Regions from separate parts of the Mus musculus genome. Here region 1 is linked to region 2. The links are chromatin loops, found by intact Hi-C in ENCODE. Cell type or tissue: heart. All regions are shown on one strand. Each heading gives the region's core, and the rest is flanking DNA. Links, peaks and the distances in the headings are about the cores only.

The links. Peaks named below come from ENCODE experiments on the same cell type or tissue, not always from the same donor. Only the 100,000 strongest peaks of a DNase experiment are listed, where the experiment ranks them.
Region 1: it touches region 2 in a loop (8-fold over the local background); 4 of 42 quality-filtered maps call a loop at or near these places.

Annotation. Positions count from the first base shown.
Region 1 is chr5:139,509,771-139,512,572 of GRCm38, forward strand. No RefSeq gene overlaps it. Among named protein-coding and RNA genes, the nearest start is that of 4930500L23Rik, 13 kb to the right of the region's middle. In heart, for the core only: a CTCF peak has its summit at 1,079; no DNase peak of the experiment used is centred there; H3K27me3 peaks cover 1,763 bases.
Region 2 is chr5:139,666,958-139,669,759 of GRCm38, forward strand. It overlaps Gm46926 (a long non-coding RNA gene), which reads right to left and starts at 2,255. Exons shown (of 2, transcript XR_001785003.1): 1 at 1,655-2,255. In heart, for the core only: CTCF peaks have their summits at 1,778 (motif pointing left) and 2,653 (motif pointing left); a DNase peak (open chromatin) is centred at 1,774; H3K4me3 peaks cover 324 bases; H3K27me3 peaks cover 2,500 bases.

The DNA.
Region 1 (2,802 bases), core at 52-2,551, 160 kb before region 2:
TACTGTTTAGCAATAAGAAGGCACAGAGTTTTCATACACAGGTAAGATGAGTCTCGGGAGGGTTGCATGGAGTGGAAAGAAGCCAACCCCAAGAGACTCACACACCACAAGACCTTGCTTATGTAATGACCTTGCAATGAGAAAATTGCAGACACATGGGACAAGCTGGGGTTCAGGGACTATACAGCATGGTGGAGGGACAGCGAGGCCATGGCTGTATGCATAGGGGTCCTCGTGGTGATGGTACCCATGTCTAGCAGAGCTAGATGTACAGATATGAATGCAGACAAACATCCAGAACCAGCAAGCTGAGTAGGCTTGGAGCCATAGTAGAGAGCCTCTGGGGCTGACACATGGCTATGGTTCTCTGAGACATTGCTGTTCGAGACAGCTAGGAGCTCTCTCTACTGTTTGTTAGAATTGTGAATTTATCAATTCTCTACAACGAGTTTCATCTTAGTTATGAGACAGAGCCTTGCTATATAATAACCCAGGCTGGTCTCAAATTCTCAATCTCTTGCCTCAGCCTTCTGGACATTGGGGGAATGATCCACCTGTGCACCACGCTTGCCTGCTTCCATCTAGACTCTGACCTACATAGATCCACTAGGAGGCTTCGTGCAGGAGGAAAGTGACGTCTTGTTTTGAGTACAGTAGCTCAGGATGCCTTTCCTATCTGGACTGTTCAAGGCTGTATGATCCTGGTGTCTGTTTGTAGCCTCTGGTGGCAGACAAACTTGGTTTACAACATGGGACTCTGCCATGTCCCGGTTGCATGCTCTGGAAACTTCCAGCTCCTCCTTTGCCAAGATGGACCAGGGTCAGAACGGCTGCCTCTGAGGCTGCTGTCCAGCATCCAAGCTTGGTTGTGCTGAAGTCATTAAATACTAACTGGAAAGAGTGGTGGGTTTGGTCCTGGGGCGGCATTACTGAAGTCTGGGCTCTGGTTGCATCTGGCGTTCTTTCTGCTTCTGTCTCTGTCTCTCTCTCTCTGTCTCTGTCTGTCTGTCTGTCTGTCTGTCTGTCTCTCTCTCTCTGTTTCTGTCTCTCTCTCTCAGACATCCCAGCTGGGTGCCATAGGGTGGCACTGTTTCCTAGCCATAGGTCTTAGCCTCTCAGAGTGGCACCGGTGCCTCCTATGCCTGGGTGGTTGGGTGGGTATCTTCTACAACACTCGGAAAATGTTCGCTGGTCTTCAATGAAGACGCCCTGTTGCTATGGGTTTTTTTTAACCATCGATGAACTGGCTAGAGAAGCCTCTCGCCTGGTCAGTTTCTTGGATGCGTGTTTTGGAAACGGAGGACGGGTAAGTGAAAAGCCAAACTGAATCCCTAGTCTCCAGTGAGTCAGGCATCCCTGGCGGCCACTGCACCTGTCTGTGCAGAGGGTGATGGGCGTGGTCACGAGGCTGGGCGTGGCCCCAACTTCACAGAGGCAGTTAGCAGTCTTAGCACCCTGAGGTTCAGGCAAAATAGACCGTAGTTTATTAATTCATAGAGAGAGCAAATGAGCTTGAAAGGTGTTTTTTCGGGGGGGGGTGTCTTTTCTTTGTTACACACACTTCTAGAAAGAGATATAATCAGACTGTAGACCTTATTCTTTTTCTTTGTTCCTCCTCCTCCTCCTCCTCTGCTTCTCTCCACCCCACCCCCTCCTTTTCCAGGACTCTCCTCACAACCAGAGCCTCCCACTTGCTAGATAAGCCCTCTACCACTGACACCCCCCCCCCTCCGTCCTGTCCCATTAGGAAACTGTTTAGTATATCATTAAACTGGCGTTTGAGCCGGCCATAGTAGTGAACTCCCCGCAGTTGGGAGGCTGAGGGAAAAGGATAGAGAATTCCAGTCCAGCTGGTCTACCACAGAAATCCTGTCTCCAAAAAATTAATTAATTAATTAATTAATTAATTAAAAAAAGCCAGGCCGTGGTGGTGCATGCTTTTAGTCCCAGCACTTGAGAGGTAGAGGCAGGGAGAACTCGGTGCGTTAGAGACCAGCCTGGTCTACAAAGTGAGTTTCAGAACAGCCAGGGCTACACAATGAGAAAACTTATCTAAAACAAACAAAAATAAGGGGCCGGCAAAATGGCTCAGTGGGTATGAGCACTGACTGCTCTTCCGAAGGTCCTGAGTTCAAATCCCAGCGACCATATGGTGGCTCACAACCATCCATAATGAGATCTGACTCCCTCTTCTGGTGTGTCTGAAGACAGCTACAGTGTACTTACATATAATAATAATTTTTTAAAAATAAGTAAATAAATAAAAATTTTTAAACCACATAAACAAACAAAGTGATGAGTTGTGATGGTGTGTGCCTAGTCACCCAACAGTCAGGTGGCAGAAGCACACCAGAACTCTGTTGAGTTTGAACTTGAGCCCAGCCTGGTCTCAGCCTGTAGCAGTTCTGGCTTGCTACATAGTAAAAACCTGCGATGATGATGATGATGTCGACGATGTTGATGATGGTGTTTTTATCAATCAGTGGACTGAGGTGCTCAGTGGATAAAGTGCTTGGGGCATAAATATGGAGGCTCAGAATTCAGCTCTCCTGCAGCCCTGTGGTGGCAGCTGAGCATGGCAGCAGACACCTGTAATCTCAGAGCTGGTGACAGGGACAGGAGGATCCCTGGAGTTTGTTGGCCAGCCTGCCGAGTTACTGGATGAGCTCCAGTTTCAGAGCTAGACTCTGTCTTACTTTTCAGTCACAGTTCAAATTGCAACTCTTGACTGTGGTTAATTTACAGTTTGACTTTACAATTCTGGTTACTTAATTACTTTTACAATTTAAAACACCATGACCC
Region 2 (2,802 bases), core at 217-2,716:
AGGTTCTGGGGCTAAGCCTGGGACCATAGCTTGGTCCTGACACTTGACCAGGAAGCCTGGTGTATCCTATAGACCTGGCCCTGCCTTGTTGGCCTGCCCTTCCAACCTTAAGGAAGGTTTTGCCATGAGCCCTTTTCCCCATTTCATCCCAGATAATGGAGCTAATTGACCACAATGCAGAACAAGACTAAAACTCAGGATGTCTATCTCCAGGTGGGGCCACGGAGGGGACACTACTACCTCTTCTCCCTGCCCCTCCCCCATCCAGACCCACCACCACACAGTGGTGTGTGTGTGTGTGTGTGTGTGTGTGTGTGCACAAACTTCCTTGTTAATTGCCCTAGTAGTGCAGTAACACATCTGGAGTTAGTTTTAAAACAAATCCCAGCCTCCGTATCATCTCGCTCATAAATACTGCAGTATACAAGAGGGGCTTTCAATAATTTTCCATTTAAATGATGTTGGCGTTCTCCTACGATCAGCAAAGCACACGCTCACGGGGTAAAGACTGGTGGTGGTGGGGGAGGCTGATCGGGCCTCCCTGAGTGGGTTCTCCACAGCACCCCAATTTAACCCTGTACCTTCTCTCTATACACCCCAGTATTTTTTTAAAAAAAGTCTCAGTGTTGACACCAGCTCAAGACGTATGGGTCCCCAAGGGCTCTGGGGACACACCACTGGTAGCTGCAATTTTCCATGGTTATAAACACTGTGCTGAACATCTTTGTGCAGGAGGCAAGGCGTGGTTTTCGAATCATCGTCCAAGGAAGGTTCCCAGACCTGGAGTCCACCATCAAAGAGCCCAGCCCAGATTGCTTTCCAAGGAGACACAAACACCATTCAGTTGCTCGTAAATCATGATGCCATGTGCCCCAACACAGAGGTCACTGAGCATGTAGAACAGGGGAGGGGGTGAGCAGGCCTCTTCCCGCCTCTTCCCGCCCCCCCCCCCCCCGCGGCTGTGGTGGTGTGGGAAGGCTTTCTAACAGGGTGCCACAACTAACTTGACTCAATTTCCCCATCTGGAAAGTGGTCCAGAATAACATGCGTTGTGGGTCCTCTAAAGGCTCCTGACACCTCTGCAGAAAAGGTTGTCCCCCCATGTTGGGAGAGGACGGTCAGTCAGTGGTGCTCAACCACTTTACTGTGACCAGGATTTCCTCTGAAGAATGTATTTCCCTTCCAGGAAGAGGGTCGTCGATCTCTGTATGGATTGAGTTGTTGGCCTTCCTCCTCAGGGGGAGGTGGGTGTTGGCAAATCCAGGCAGAAAAGAGTCAGTCTCTCCCAAAGCTATTCCTTCCAGGACTCAGAAAGAGAACTTGACCAAGAATTCACAGCCTCGGGCGTCCTCAGATCCCAGACCCAGCTAAGCCACCTCCTTTGTCCTCGCCTAGGCAGATCATGCCACATCCCATTCCACAGATGGGGAAACTGAATTAGGGCACATCTAGCCTTGTATAAGTTTCGCCCCTTGCCTTGCTCAACCAAAAACCCAGATTCCCCTTTCTCTGAGCCTCTCCGCCCTGCCCGGTGTGTTTGTTCCAAAGGGATGTCCAGTTGTACCGAACGAAGCTGGAGTAGAAATCAGGCGCAGGGACCTAGTGCTGGCTTGCAAATAGAAGGAACCCTCCCCAGGGACGCCTAAGTACGCACCGGTCTGCAGCCCCGCAGCGCCTCCAGGCCGACGCAAGTGCCCTTGTGGCTCCTCTATAGCCCGGGTGGAGTCTCCGTGAGCAGACCAGACGCAGCGACGCGCAAGGGGCGCCCCCTGCCGACGTCAGATAGGAGCGCAGACCCCAGACCGCGCCAAGATTCCCCCCAGAGGAGGTCAGCTGAGGCCCTGACCACGAGTGACCCCAAACCAACAATGACTCCTTCACAAGTAACCCGGCAGAACAATCACCCACTGAGGACCTCTGATCATCAGTGACCCCCACCCACCAAGTAGCCCTTAATACCAATAGCCCTATCAATGAATTCTTCCATTTAGACACTTTCCCATCAATGACCCTGCCCATCAACAGCCCCGCTTATCAGGGATCCTGACCAAAGCAGACCCATCCGTCCCGAAGAGCCCCTCCCACTGTGGACCCCTTCCCATAATGACTGTTCACCAAAGCCCCCATCCATCAGTGACTCTCCTCACTTCAGAGTCTATTCACCTAGACTTCACCTACGAATAGGACTTCAGGCCCACCTAGACCATGCCTTCTTGGGACTCCAGCCCAACAATGATGGGGCCCACTACAGAAATGTGACAATCAGTAATCACAGGGCCACCGTGGCTGGCCTGCTCCCACCTGGCCCCTAGCTGGCCCTGTCCCTCAGGGTTTCGGGGAGTACCGGGACCATGAGCGTGTGAATTAGCGAGTACTTCACTCACAGGCTGTCTGCTCTTCCAAGTCTTCGTCGGCTTTTAGTCCCATCTTAGAAATGGGCAACTGAGGCCTCTGGCAACTGCATGATTCACCCTGTTTGACTCCCACAGCTCGGAGTATGATTGCTACTGAGGAGCCCTAACTCAGAGGCTTCATCTGTGGGTCGCTCAGGCAGAGGAATGCTGGACCGACTTGATGAGGCAGGACGTAGAGAGCCAAGCAGTTAGGATGAGGTTACCCTGGGCACAGGGGCTTGAGCGCCCTCCAGTGGTCATCCTCCTGGACCCCTCCCTGCTTTTGTCTGAGAACCATCCTTGTGTTGAGGAAGAAGGGGTCCTGGTGTGCTGAGAACAGGTAGCCATATCCCAGAGGTGGGAGGAACGAGGAAGCCTGGACAACGATGGGTGCCAGCACCTGCCCATC